Regions from separate parts of the Homo sapiens genome. Here regions 1 and 2 are each linked to region 3. Evidence: read pairs that join two places in POLR2A ChIA-PET (ENCODE). Cell type or tissue: Caco-2. All regions are shown on one strand.

Region 1 (5,000 bases), 110 kb after region 3:
AAAGATTAGCAGGGGAAACAGCCATGATCAGAGTAATAACCAAATAATTACATGAGTGCTCTGAAGGAAAGGGACATTGGCCTGTATAATAAGGAACATCATCCAGCCCAGAGGGGCAGAAAGCTGACCCTGAGGATGAGAGTGAAGGGGGTTAGAATCTGCCATCCCAAAATAGGCCACTTTGCATAGGAATTATTTTGAGCTGAAGGCAATTGAAAAACAGCAGATGCAGGAAATCTCTTTACAATTCCAGTTTCCATCTAAAAGCAGAGCATAAATTTTCCTTTGTGAAGGTGTCCCCACTTCCCATCTCCAGTACCAGGAAGAAGAGACAACTCATCACTGGAGATGGCACCCCTTGAATCTGCATATAGAAATCTTATTGAAAGAATCCTTATCTTCCATTAGTTTCTCCCATATATTTACCTTCCCACAATTTACCATCCCCAGAAGCCTAAACCTCTTTTCCTTTGTCTTGTCACATCTCCACAATTAATTGCTCTTTGTTAGGGTGGTATGTGAACTATCAGACCTAGCCACTTCCTTGAGGTTTTCGCTTTCTTCCAATGAAGTCCTGTGTCATGTAAAAATACTAACATCAAATAAAATTTGAATGCCTTTCTCCTGTTAAACTGTCTATCTTTTGTCAGTTTAACTTGTAGGGCTCCATACACTTTGCCTCAGAGGGTAGATAAAAGGTTTTTTTCCCTCCCTACAAGAATCTGAACTGAGATGGAAGGATGACTATATATCTCCTAGACCAGGGGTTAGCAAACTTTTTCTGCAAAAAGCCAGATGATAAATATTCGGCTTTGCAGGTCCTAAAGTCTCTATCGCAAGTACTCAACTCTGCTGTTTCAGTGTGAAGGTAGTTGTAGACAATAGTAAATGAATGGCCATGGCTGTGTGCCAATAAAGCTTTATTTTCAAAAACAGGCAGTGAAAGGTCTGATTCATAGTTTGCTAAACCCTGCCCTGGGATTTTTTTTTCCAGCTCTTCAGAAAAAAAAAAAAAAAAGCCTTTATTTGTGGCATTTGGTTAACTGCATGCTATCAATGTCTCTGGACTTGGGGGTTGGGAGGAAATGCTGACAGTGACAATGGCAATGGTGATAGGAGCTTACCTGGGACAAGAAGAACAGGAGGTACAGAGGCCACATACAGAAAGGGAGTGTGGTATACAAGGAAATAAAAGAAGTCCCCTGAGGCAGGACCCCTGAGAGCCCAGGAGGTTGGAGAAGGGGTTGAGCCAGATGAGCAAGGCTGTGCAAGTCAGTCTACTAAAGGCCAGAGGAAGCATTCTGGGGTGTGGAGGGTGTCATTTTATTGGCTAGAAGTAGGATCTTATTTATTTATTTATTTATTTATTTTTGAGACAGAGTCTTGCCCTGTTACCCAGGCTGCAGTGCAGTGGTGTGATCTCAGCTCTCTGCAACCTCTGCCTCCCGGGTTCAAGCAATTCTTGTGCCTCAGCCTCCTGAGTAGCTGGGACTACAGGTGCATGGCACCAAGCCTGGCTAATTTTTGTATTTTTAGTAGAGACGAGGTTTCACCATGTGGACCAGACTGGTCTTGGACTCCTGGTCTCAAGTGATCTGCCTGCCTTGGGCTCCCAAAGTATTGGGATTATAGGCGTGAGTCACTGTGCCTGGCCTGGAAGTAGGGTTTTTAGGGTCGGGGGATAGGATAGGGTCAGGTGGTGATGGGATGATGTACTTAGCTTTGCACTTTGAAAAGATGGCCCTAGAAGTATCTGAGAACCTGAGGGAGACCAGTTAGGTGCCTACTGCAGTAGTGATGGGAGCTCAAACTAGGGTGGTGGGAGTGGAAAAGTGAGAAACAGGTGGTTCTGGGAGGTACATCAGAAGGAACATCAATAGGGCAGAGGAGAAAGTACGTATCAGGGATGACTGCTAGGTTTCAGGTTTGCCATGAGGATTAGTGGAGAAAAAAAAATAAGTAAAAGCATCTTGCACTGCAGCCTACACTGAAAACCTGGTTCCTTCCCTCTCTCTTCTCAATCGCTGCATTTCTGTGAATGCCCCTTAGTATGCCACTTAGCCACTTACCCATGGGAGACCTGGAGGCCTCCCAGGGCTCCTCACTTAGAAGATGGAGTGGACCTGGGCAAGGGGTACAGAGATGTGCAACTAACCGGAGGCCACTGATGCTCCAGAAGAACCGAGGGTTCCTGAAGCTTATGGGACTCCAAAGGGGTCCTGGTCCGTGCCTCCCCACTTACCTGAGGGTGGTAGAATTTCCTGCTCTGGGCTGGCTTCTGGGAGAAGGCTCTCTTACCAGCAAACAAAGAAAACTCTCTCCCTATAGAAGGGGAAAAGCTGTTATTAATTCCTCTTGTCATGGGACAATGAAGATTGTAGCCCAGGAGCTTGAGACAGCCTCCTTTCTGGAGACAGTGACACCCACCAGATCTAGGGTCTCTCTGTTGACTCCACCTGCTGGGCAAGTTACCTAACCCTGGTCCTGTTAGACTGTGAACACTATCTCCCTCTAGGGTGAATGCACCAATTAAAGGAAATAATGTATGCACAGGGCCGGCGCGGTGGCTCACGCCTGTAATCCCAGCACTTTGGGAGGCCGAGGCGGGCGGATCACGAGGTCAGGAGATCGAGACCATCCTGGCTAACACGGTGAAACCCTGTCTCTACTAAAAAAAAAAATACAAAAAATCAGCCGGGCATGGTGGCGCGCGCCTGTAGTCCCAGCTACTCGGGAGGCTGAGGCAGGAGAATAGTGTGATCCTGGGAGGTGGAGCTTGCAGTGAGCCGAGATTGCGTCACTGCACTCCAGCCTGGGTGACATAATGAGACTCCGTCTCAAGAAAAAAAAGAAAAAAAAAGTATGCACAGCTCTGTGCATAGGGCAGACACTCAACCCACAGGAAAAAAAGGACTGGTTTCAGAAGAAAAACCAATTCAGAGCTCTGCAAAATTAAAATGCTTAAATGCTTAAGAAACAATCTATCAAACTCATAGCTGTTAAATTTAATATTCATTAAAATGTCATTAAACTCAAGCAATTTATGGGTTAGGTTTTTCTTCACTTTGAAAAAACTCCCTGAGTCGGCCGGGCATGGTGGCTCACGCCTATAATCCCAGCACTTTGGGAGGCCAAGGTGGGTGGATTGCTTGAGCTCAGGAGTTTGAGACCAGCCTGGGCAACATGGTGAAACCCTGTCTCACCCTGTATTTTTGTACTAAAAATACAAAAATTAGCTGGTGTGGTGGAGCATGCCTGTAATCCCAGCTACTTGGGAGGCTGAGGCTCAAGAATCGCTTGAACCTGGAAGGCAGAGGTTGCTGTGAGCCGAGATCACGCCACTGCACTCCAGCCTGGGTGACACAGAAAGACTCTGTCTCAAAAAAAAAAAAAAGAAAGAAAAGAAAAGAAAACAAGAAAAAAAAAAAAACTCCCTGAGTGTGCATGATGACTACAGGGAAATCGTATCTATGAAGGGATCAGGAAATGGAAATGCTTAGAGAGCTAACAGGTAAAAGTGTCTATGTCGGGAGGCTGAGGCAGGAGAATCGCTTGAACCTGGGAGGTGGAGGTTGCAGTGAGCTGAGATTGCGCCATTGCACTCCAGCCTGGGCGACAGAGCAAGACTCCAAAAAACCAAAAAGTGTCTGGCCCTGAATAAGTGCCAGCTTATAATTTCCAGCTAATAACCACCACCGTGCTCTGCTCTAAGGGTTTCAGGTATTCTATTACTTAGTGCCCTAAACCAGGGCTTCTCAAACTGGAACATGCTTCTAGATCACTGGAAGTCCTGATCAACTGCAGAGTCGGAGTCAGTTGATTTGGAGAGATGCTGATGCTGCAGGTCCTTGGACCAACACACCCTTCAAATCTCAGCTCAAACGCCACGTACTGACCTTCTCAAGGCTGGACTGGGTCCCCCTCCCGCTGTTGCCTTACCCCTCTGAATCCCCCCCACTGCAGTGCCCAATCCCCTGCAGGACAATTGTGTGGCCTGAGTTTCCCACTAGATCATGAAGAGGTGAGGTTGGAGGTGGAACTCTACTCCAGACCTAATTGAAGACTAGCTTCCTAAGACATGCCCACCAGGCATCAAGACAGTTTATCCATTCCCTAGCAATGACCAGACTTGGAATTTACCACCCCTTTTTCCAGAAATTTCTGAATAATCTGCCCCTTAATTTGCCTGTAATTAAAAGTGGGTTTAAATGAGCCTGCAGAACTGGCCCTGAGCTGTTCTTCTCAACACACTGCTTATGGGGTAGCCCTGCTCTGCAGAAGCAGTCAGAGAGCTGCAACAGTCAAGGTGAGCTGCTTTGTTCTACCACCAGCTCATCCTTGAATTCTTGAATTCCTTCCTGGAAAAAGCCATGAACCTTTCCAGGCAGAAGCCCCATTTCTGGGGCTCCTTGGCCCTGCAACAGAGGGACTGGGCTTGCCTCCACCACCATGTTCCCAGTGCTGAGCAGAGTGCCTGGCACCCAGAACTCATTATGGGTCTGCTGAGTGAAATAGAAAAGCTGACCTTGGACAAGTTGCTTCTCTGAGCTTTAGTTTCCTCATCCGTGAAGTGGATTTAGTGTGTACTTCAGCAGGTTGTCGTGAGGATTAAATAAAATGGGCTGGCCAGGCATGGTGGCTCACGTCTGTAATCCCAGCACTTTGGGAGGCCGAGGTGGGTAGATCATTTGAGGTCAGGAGTTCAAGACCAGCCTGGCCAACATGGCAAAACCCTGTCTCTACTAAAAATACAAAAATTAGCTGGGCGTGGTGGTGGGTGCCTGGGATCCCAGCTACTTGGGAGGATGAGGCAGGAGAATCACTTGAATCCGGGAGGTGGAGGTTGCAGTAAGCCGAGATCACACCACTGCACTCCAGCCTGGGTGACAGAGCAAGACTGTCTCAAAAAAAAAAAAAAAAAAAAAAAAAAGAGGCAGAGAGCCCAGCACAGTGCATGGCACACAGGTAGACACTCATTATCTGGCATCCACTATTCCAAT
Region 2 (5,000 bases), 250 kb before region 3:
AGCAGCCATAATTGGTCTCCCCAGGCGCCCATGAAGATGAGCAGGCAGGCCAGGTGGGAGGGGGTGGGGGTGCAGAGCCCAAGAGGGCCAAGTGCTTCCAGTCTAGCCATTCCAGATGAGTGGTGAGCACCTCTTGCCACATACCCTGCACAAGCTGCAGGGGACACCACAGCCATGCAAGACCACTCCCACTCCATGACATTCACTCAGCTGGCTCTGCTCCTGGGTCCATCACAGATCTGTTATGTAACTCCTGTGCCCAACAGCCATCACCACCTAAGCATCAAGCCAGGGAGTTGAGGAGATGGAGGCGGGTCTCTGGAAGGCACACCGAGTATCAAGTCAGGACAGCCAACTCTATGTAGAAGCAGGGCAGGCCTTTCTCCCACTTCCACAAATCTGGCCCAACTACTGCAAACTGGGAAAAGAAGGAAAAGTCTTCTGCCCCCGGCCGAGTAGGAGATACCTCTTAGCAAACCAAAGGAAGCATTTGAGAGAAAGAACCCTTGTCAACCTCATCTCCCAGCCCAAGCCGTGCTCCCACTGACTGAGACGGCCAGGCACTCCAGTAAATCAAATCATACTTACATGCTCTGAGGTTACTGCTATTAAAATTATCTAACCTATGCATCCTGCATCTACCTTTCTTCTCAAAGCAAATATGTACTGTTTTGGAAAATCTAGATTTTCCCACATCCTATTTAAACTCCATTGACAAATCTGTGTATAGATGCACTTTCTCCTCCTGGAGATGAGGCTAGGACCCCACATGCTCTGGGAAGTGGTCACGAGACCTCTGCTCCTTGAGTAACCTGCCTGTCTCATTCCTCTGTGTGTGCTCAAGGTGGTCCCACTCCCTGCAAAGACCTCCTGCACTTCACCTGCCAACCTCCACTGTCCACTGAGCCTCAGCCCAACTACCCTTGTTCCAGAGAGCACCGGCTCCTCAGCTCACCCCCAGGCAGAGCCGACTGCTGCCTCCTGGAACCCCCATGGTTTTAACCTGAAGCTTTATTCACGTGCTTTCCAGGTCTAAGCAGCAATCCAATACACTGGCCTTCCCAGTGTGGCTGCAAGCTCTCCAAGGGCAGGTCTGTGTTGGGGGTAGCTACTCAGCAGGAAGGGCCCAGGACTCAAAACCAGAAAACCTGGGTGCTTCCTCCCCCAGGATCTTAGGCAATTCACCCCTCTGAGCCTCAGTCTCTCCATCTATAAAATAGGTGCAATAATTTCAAGGTTTCAGGGCAGTTAAAAGGATTACATAAAACCATATATTTGAAATATAACTTGCAAAGCCCCACAAATTCCAATGAGAATATTAATATAACTAGCATGTTAATATTAATTAATATCCTCACACATACCCTTCACCAACATCTATCATTGTGCCTCGCAGGCACCCAAACTGACTGCTGATGGGATCCCAGATTCACTGCTCACTCTGCATGAAACAAAAACCACAGGCGCTAGAGGTGGGGACCAGGAGGCTCTGCCAGTAGCTACAGCGGCGCCATGGGGTTAGTTATTTTCTCTCGGAGCTTTTCGGTAAATGGGGAACAGCCCTGCTGAGTGGAGTGGAGGTTCTCAGCCACTTGCCAGCAGGAGAGGCCCCATTCTGGGTGCAGGCAGTCCACAGGGGTTGGAGCAGGAGATAAATAAAGGTACCAAGCTCCACACACGTCCCTTGGAGTAGGGGGGCTGTCTGATCTGAAAATCCCTTTGAGGGTAACAGAGGCAGTAACTTCCGGAGGTCTCACTGCACCCCCTCTGTTGGGGAGGGGGACCATCTGGGACTGCCCATGACCCGCAGGTAAAGGGTCTGTGGATCCTGGCTTCCCAGAGAGGAGGCTGGAGTCTTCAGGAGATCACCAAGCATTTTAAGTTGGAAAAGAAGCAACAGGCACACGTGCTTCCACGTTTCTCCTTCAGTCTTCATGGTCATGTGACCTGCCCTATCTCCAAACCACAACCTTGGGAGCTAAAGGCGTTCAAATCAAGGACTTCACCAGAGCCTGTGAGGTGGGCAGACAGGGTACGAATAGCGCCCCTTGCCTTAGCAGGAGTGAAGCTCAAAGAGGGCAAGTGGCTTGCCCAAGGTCACAGCTGGGTTTCCTGACTCAATCCAGTGCCCTGTTCACCACTGCTGCAACGGTGCCGTCCAGCTAAAAAAAAGGCTGAAGACCTCATCTTTCCTGCAGAGAATTTGAAACAAAGCGCAAGAGCTGTTTTAGAACTTCTCTGATTCTTTTCTATCTATAGCTACCTTTCAAATGCTATGGGTAAATGTTTATAACCCGGTGTTAAGTAAACAATGAGATAACGTGTGTTCATGCCTAGAAAGAACATCTGCCCAAACCTGAACCATGATTACTTCTTGATTTGGAAATTTGGGGTAATTTTTATTCTTATCCCCAATCTTTCCTGTGCTTCAAGTTTACTATCAACAAGTACGGCCGGGTACGGTGGCTCACGCCTGTAATCCCAGCACTTTGGGAGGCCGAGGCGGGTGGATCAAGAGGTCAGAAGATCGAGACCATCCTGGCTAACACGGTGAAATCCTGCCTCTACTAAAAATACAAAAAATTAGCCGGGCGCCGTGGCAGGTGCCTGTACTCCCAGCTACTCGGGAGGCTGAGGCAGGAGAATGGCTTGAACCCGGGAAGCGGAGCTTGCAGTGAGCCGAAATCGCACCACTGCACTGTCTGCCTGGGCGACAGAGCAAAACTCTGTCTCAAAAAAAAAAAAAAAACAAGTACTACTTCTAATCTCAGAGAAGCCTATTGTTTTTCAAAGGTACAAGACTGAGATCAACGTGGCAAACTTTTCACCAAATATTCACTTAGTGGGATGTGACTTTGTAAAACATGGTTGAGCTGGAAGTGACGCAGGTTCAGCACAAAGGCTTTCTGGGTGGATCTTCCCCTGTGGTTTCCACCCCAGAGAAGGAAAAGGAGGTGTCCACCAAGCTTCCTGTCTCCCATCACAGGCCTAAGACCTCCCACACCAGCCAGCCAGACTCAAGGCTGTTTAGTGAGCACCACCGGCTCCTGGAATAACCAATCCTGTTCCAACCACCCCTAATATCTTTTTTTTTTTTTTTTTGAGATGGAGTTTCGCTGTCACCCAGGCTGGAGTGCAATGGCGTAGTCTCAGCTCACTGCAACCTCCGCCTCCCAGGTTCAGGCAATTCTCCTGCCTCAGCCTCCCAAGTAGCTGGGTTTACAGGCACATGCCACCACACCTGGCTGATTTTTGTATTTTTAGTAGAGACGGGGTTTCACCATGTTGGCCAGGCTGGTCTCCAATTCCTGAGCTCAAGTGATCTGCCCACCTCGGCCTCCCAAAGTACTGGGATTACAGGTGTGAGCCACCGCACCTAGCCATATCCGTCATTTTTCAAGAATAATTATAGCTTTATCCTGAGTGGCAGTGCCACAAACCCATCCAACCATTCATTTGTTTATTCAAAAACCACTTCACTACCTACTGTGTACATTTCGCCAGACACTGAGCCATGATTAACCTAAGACTAGAAAAGTCACCAACCAGAAGCCACGCACCATCCTTCTATGCCATACCCAAGCATAGGGCTTCAGCCACCCTAAAACAGCAGCAAATAGACACGTGAACAAATGCTACCTGGGTGTCCGCCTAATTCCAGCTGTCAGCCACCTCTGCATTTAGATTTATCCTCTCCAGTGCTGAGGACAAGCAATTTGGGAATGAGTGCCCGGTAAGAATGCTGGCGGAGGCCGGGCAGAGTGGCTCACACCTGTAATCCCAACACTTTGGGAGGCCAAGGCGGGCAGATCACAAGGTCAGGAGTTCGAGACCAGCTTGGCTAACATGGTGAAACCCCATCTCTACTAAAAATACAAAAATTAGCCAGGCATGATGGTGGGTGCCTGTAATCCCCGCTACTTGGGAGGCTGAGGCACGAGAATCACCCAGGAGGCGGAGGTTGCAGTGAGCCGAGATCCTGCCACTGCACTCCAGCCTGGGCAACAGAGGGAGACCCTGTCTCAAAAAAAAAAAAAAAAGAAAGAATTCTGGCAGACTCAGACGCACTGTTAGTACCTGCACCACATTAGTACCTGCTTTTCCACAGAGACGGAGGCCAAGGGGAGGGAATGATGAGAAAATCTACAACTTGGGTGACCCTTCAATTCTTCTCTCTGTGGCCGCCTCCCACTCTACCTCTTCCCGTTTCTGTCCTCTCTGAGGCTGAGGAGATGGCATTCAGCAAACATTTATTTCAGGTCTACTAAGTGCTGAGACTTAGTATCAAACAACTCCATAGACATGAACTCAGACCTCTGCTTTGCATGTGCTCTTCCTTCTACCTGGAGCCCACTTCTTCCTCCACCTTAATACACATCACCTCACTAGACAAGTGCCCGCCCAGGCGACAATGGCCTAAGGTTCCCTAAGAGCCCCCAGGACAATCATAATTGCTTGTGTGTCTGATTTCTCTCTCCCCAGCTGCACTCGGCTCCTGAGGGCGGCTCCCCGCAAACAGCCTGGCACACAGGCCTGCGATGCCTCCTTCTCAAATAAATGAATGGGCCTGTAAGGTCATAATAAAAGCATGTCCTGTGTGCCAGGTACCGTGCTGAGCTCCATCAGACATTGGTCAGGCCAGCCACGTGACAGCCACACTGTTATTACTCCCATCTTACAGATGAAGGAAAGTGAATCATTTGCCCCCTATTTTTAAACAGCAGGAATTAGAACCTGGTAAGCATCTTGCCCAAGGCCACAGGGCTAATAAGCGCACAGATTTAAATTGCATCTCCCAATTCTCTCTCTGGGTCACCAGAACTGCTCAGCGCATTACCTCCCTCTCTCCCTCCTCCTCCCGTGCTCCTAGTGACCATTTCTTTTTAAGACGGAGTCTTGTTCTATCACCCACCAGACTGGAGTGTAGTGGCACTATCTCAGCTCACTGTAACCTCCGCCTCCCGGATTAAAGCAATTCTCCTGCCTTAGCCTCCCAAGTA
Region 3 (5,000 bases):
GTGCCACTGCACTCCAGCCTGGGTGACAGACTGAGACCCCATCTGTAAAACAAACAAACAGAAAATCTGAAACACCTTGCATAGTATACAATAGGCATTCAATAAGTTTATCATTAATGAGGAAGTAAAAGAAGATTTTGTTGTAAAGAATGCTAATTGCTTATCCAACAACCATTCTCCCTTTCTCCCTTTTCAATTAAGAGTCAGGAGGCTGGCGCTGTGGCTCACACCTGTAATCCCAGCACTTTGGGAGGCCGAGGCGGGAGGATCCCTTGAGCCCAGGAGTTCAAGATCAGCCTAGGTAACATAGTGAAATCTCAGCTCTACAAATAATAAAAAAATTAGCTGGGTGTGGTGGTGTGTGTGTGTGGTTCCAGATACTTTCCATATACGTGGAAGGCTGAGGTGGGAGCGTCACTTGAGCCCAGGTGCTTGAGGCTGCAGTGAGCTATGCTTGCCCCACTGCACTCCAGCCTGGGTGACAGAGAGAGACCCTGTAACCTCTGGAAAAAAAAATTGAGCGAGAGAGAGAAGACAGGGTCTTGTTCTGTCACCTGGGCTGGAGTGCAGTGACACGATCACAGCTCACTGCCATCTTGAACTCCTAGGCTCAAGCGATCCTCACGCCTCAGCTGCTGAGTACCTAGGTCTACAGGTGCTCATCACCATGCCTGGCTCCTTTTCCTCCTTAATAACAGAACTCCAAATTTTAGCTGGGCATATTGATGTCTGGAACAAAAGTCTGTATTTTCCTACCTCTTTTGTGCATGGGTATGGCCAATGAGATATAAGCACAAGTGTTGTATGGTAGGGCTGCTTTACAGGAGCTGAGTCAGCTAGACAGAGCTTTTCCTTCTTTTTTTTTCTTTTTGCCCTTCTGCCTTTTATCTTTCTTTCTTTCTTTGAGACAGGGTCTCACTCTGTCACCCAGGCTGGAGTGCAGTGGCACAATCTTGGCTCACTGCAACCTCTGCCTCCCGGGTTCAAGAGATTCACCCGCCTCAACCTCCTGAGTAACTGGGAGTACAGGCGCATGCCACCACACCCGGATAATTTTTGTATTTTTAGTAGAGATGAGATTTCACCAGGTTGGCCAGGCTGGTCTCGAACTCCTGTCCTAAAGTGATCCACCTGCCTCAACCTCCCTAAGTGCTGGGATTACAGGTGTGAGCCACTGCACCCAGACTGCCTTTTATCTTTCTTCTCTCAACTTGGTTTCTCTGACTAGAGCTCCAGCTGCCAACTTAGGCAATGAGCTGACCTTGAAGACGGAAGTCAAAAATTAAGATGGTCAAGCAGAAAGATAGAGGCCTGCGGGCCTGATGACAAAGTGGACCCACTGTAGTAGCATCTCTGGACTGCCTAGCTTTAGATTTCTTTTCTATGAGAGAAAAATAAACCTGTATTTTGTTTGGGACACTTATTTTGGGGGTTTTCCCTTATATTCAGTCAAGTAAAATCTAAGCTATCCCTTTAACAACTTCCCTCTCAAAATATTGAAGCCTGGCGTAGGAAAGCACGTGAAGAGTATGAATAATGAGAGCTGTCCCACCCGAGTGTTAAGCAAGCCCCTCCTGGCTTCCCTTTCTCCAGTCCCTGAAGGCGGCACTTGAGAGGCACTCTGTTGTTACCTTGGTTGGAGTTCTAGATGGCAAGTGATAGAATCTAACTGGCTAACTAAGGCAAAGGGAAACTTATTAGAAAGACATTAGGGGCTGAGCGTGGTGACTCATGCCTGTAATCCCAGTGCTTTGGGAGGCCAAGGCGGGTGGATCACCTGAGGTCAGGAGTTCAAGACCAGCCTAGCCAACATGGCAAAACCCCATCTCTATTAAAAATACAAAAATTAGCTGGGTGGGGTTGTGCACACCTGTAATCCCAGCTACTCGGGAGGCTGAGACAGGAGAATCGCTTGAACCCAGGAGGTGGAGGTTGCAGTGAGCCAAGATCACACCACTGCACTCCAGGCTGGGTGACAGAGCTAGAGTCTGTCTCAAAAAAAAAAAAAAGGACATTAGGGTTCATTGAATTAGCAGAAGACTGCAGAAACAGCCTGGGCATGGATGGGAGTCTGAGCCACTCAGCAGTCTAGGAGCCGGAAACCCCAGTCTAGCAGCAGGAACAGCCTGGTCAGGCCTCTGCCACTGCTGCTAGGCCCTGCTGCCCCTGCTCCCCCTGCTGTCACTGCAGGTGTGAGCAGCCTCTAACCCCTGCTGTCATCCTTGTGACTGTCACTTCATATTCAATGTCTCAGGATGCACTACCTGAATTGGGGAGAGGTGACTCTTTGAAAGAAAACAAGTGTTATTATGATGGAGAAATGCAAACTGTGCAACCAGAAAATGTGAAACATTTGCCCTAACAAGCCAGGGTCAGTTGAAGGAGTCCTGACTAGCCACACTTGGTGTCTAAGGCCCAATCCTTCTCCTCACCATGATGAAAGATATCCCTTGTATCTAATCTCTTTCTCTTTCTCTCTCTCTTTCTTTTTTCTTTTCTTTTTTCTGAGACGGAGTTTCACTCTTGTTGCCCAGGCTGGAGTGCAGTGGCACCATCTCGGCTCACTGCAACCTCCGACTATCCGGTTCAAGCGATTTTCTTGCCTCAGCCTCCTGAGTAGCTGGGATTACAGGTGCGCACCACCAAACCCGACTAATTTTTTTGTTGGGGTTTCGCCATGTTGGCCAGGCTGGCCTTGAACTCCTGACCTCAGGTGATCCGCCCTCCTCGGCCTCTCAAAGTGCTGGGATTATAGGCGCGGGCCACTGCGCCTGGCCCAGAATGAATAATCTATGAGGAAAAAGGCATGTTCCTAGTGAGTTTTCTAACTTGATGCATCCCACCAAAGTTAGAAGCAGTAACTTGGCTACTGTGTGGGGAAGGCCTGTTTGAAAACAATAGCAGCACGGAAATCAGCAGAGCAGGAGATGGAGGCAGCAAGATCGAGTCCTGAGGCTGCTGTCGACACCTTGGCTTCACCTGTGGCTGAAGTCAGCTCTTCCTCTGGATTTTTCAGTTTCGTGAGCCACTGAATTCCTTGTCTTGCATTTGCTAGCATTGTTAGAGGTGTTCAAACCAGAGGGATTCCATCTTGAATAGTGGCTGGGTAAAATAAGGCTGAGACCTACTGGCCTGCATTCCCAGGAGGTTAGGTATTCTTTTTTTTTTTTTTTTTTTTTTTTTTGTGAGATGGAGTTGCAGGCTGGAGTGCAGTGGCATGATCTCTGCTCACTGCAACCTCCACCTCCCGGGTTCAAGCGATTCTTCTGCCTCAGCCTCTGGAGTAGCTGGGACTACAGGCATGCAACATGACGCCCAGCTAATTTTTGTATTTTTAGTAGAGACGGGTTTCACCATGTTGGCCAGGATCGTCTAGATCTCCTGACCTCGTGATCTGCCCACCTCAGCCTCCCAAAATGCTGGGATTACAGGTGTGAGCCACCAGGCATTCTTAATCACAGGATGAGACAGGAGGTCACAAAGATACAGGTCACAAAGACCTTGCTGATAAAACAGGATAGGTAAATAAGCTGCCCTAAACCTACCAAAACCAAGGTGGCAATGAAAGTGACCTCTGGTTGTCCTCATTGCTCATTATACACTAATTATAGTGCATTAGCATGCTAGACACTCCCACCAGCGCCATGACAGTTTACAAATGCCATGACGTCAGGAAGTTATCCTGTATGGTCTAAAAGGAGAGGAACCATCAGTTCCGGGAATTGCCCACTCCTTTCCTGGAAAATTCATGAATAATCTGCCCCTTGTTTAGCACATGCTCAAGAACTAACCGTAAGTATACTCAGTCAAGCAGCCCATGCTGCTGCTCTGCCTATGGAATAGCCATTTTTTTATTCTTTTTTTTTTTTTTTTTTTGAGACAGATTCTGTTGCCTCAGCCTCCCGAGTAGCTGGGACTACAGGTGCCAGCCACCATGCCCGGCTAATTATTGTATTTTTAGTAGAGATGGGGTTTCACCTTGTTGGTCAGGCTGGTCTTGAACTCCTAACCTCGTGATCTGCCCACCTCAGCCTCCCAAAGTGTTGGGATTACAGGCGTGAGCCACTGTGCCTAGCCTGAAGGCAAGTTTATTAAGAAAGTAGCCGGGGCCAGGTGCAGTGGCTCACGCCTGTAATCGCAGCACTTTGGGAGGCCGAGGCAGGTGGATCACCTGAGGTCAGGAGTTCAAGACCAGCCTGACCAACATGGTGAAACCTCCATCTCTACTAAAAATACAAAAAATTAGCCAGGCGAGGTTAGGCATGCCTGTAACCCCAGCTACTTGGGAGGCTGAAGCAGAATTACTTGAACTCAGGAGGCGGAGGTTGCAATGAGCAGAGATTGCACCATTGCACTCCAGCCTGGGCAACAAGAATGAAATCCCTCTCAAAAAAAAAAAAAAAGAAAGAAAAAAGGGAAAAAGAAAGTAGCAGGGCACGGTGGCTCATGCCTGTAATCCCAGCACTTTGGGAGGCTGAGGTGGGTGGATCACCTGAGGTTAGGATTTCGAGACCATCCTGGCCAACATGGTGAAACCTCGTCTCTACTAAAAATACAAAACTTAGCCGGGTGTAGTGGCGGGCGCCTGCAATCTCAGCTACTTGGGAGGCTGAGGTAGGAGAATCGTTTGAACCTGGGAGTGGAGGTTGCAGTGAGCCAAGATTGCGCCACTGCACCCCAGCCTGGGTAGCAGAGGAAGACTCCATCTCAAAAATCAATCAATAAATAAACAAACAAACTTGTTTTTGCTTTACTCTATGGACTCACCCCAAATTCTTTCTTGGGTGAGGTCCAAGAACTCTCTCGGGTCTGGATTAGGACCCTTTTCTGGTAACAGTATGTTTCTGTGGCTTGCAACCAAAAGAGTCCTAACCAATAAACCCTCTTTTTTGAGTGCTCCTCTCCCCTATATAGGCCAGAAATAGACCAGACCTATGTCTACACTCAAATGGAGAGTGGAGGACTGGAAAGCCATGGTCCTTTGCTCACAGGAAACAAAT

What was found. Peaks named below come from ENCODE experiments on the same cell type or tissue, not always from the same donor. Only the 100,000 strongest peaks of a DNase experiment are listed, where the experiment ranks them.
Region 1: POLR2A ChIA-PET joins it to region 3 with 5 read pairs; 2 of 35 experiments call an interaction of 5 or more read pairs at or near these places.
Region 2: POLR2A ChIA-PET joins it to region 3 with 9 read pairs; 4 of 35 experiments call an interaction of 5 or more read pairs at or near these places.

What each region holds. Positions count from the first base shown.
Region 1 is chr22:38,617,970-38,622,969 of GRCh38, forward strand. FAM227A (family with sequence similarity 227 member A) reads right to left here. Exons shown (of 17, transcript NM_001013647.2): 11 at 2,243-2,322. Among named protein-coding and RNA genes, the nearest start is that of FAM227A, 36 kb to the right of the region's middle. In Caco-2, no CTCF peak of the experiment used is centred here; no DNase peak of the experiment used is centred here.
Region 2 is chr22:38,264,351-38,269,350 of GRCh38, forward strand. The region is part of intron 1 of TMEM184B (transmembrane protein 184B); the gene reads right to left. Among named protein-coding and RNA genes, the nearest start is that of TMEM184B, 6.2 kb to the right of the region's middle. RefSeq lists an enhancer at 1-36. In Caco-2, no CTCF peak of the experiment used is centred here; no DNase peak of the experiment used is centred here.
Region 3 is chr22:38,511,089-38,516,088 of GRCh38, forward strand. It overlaps a transcript of DMC1 not described here. Among named protein-coding and RNA genes, the nearest start is that of DDX17, 7.3 kb to the left of the region's middle. RefSeq lists an enhancer at 1,655-2,463 and a cis regulatory region at 3,484-3,892. In Caco-2, no CTCF peak of the experiment used is centred here; a DNase peak (open chromatin) is centred at 2,143.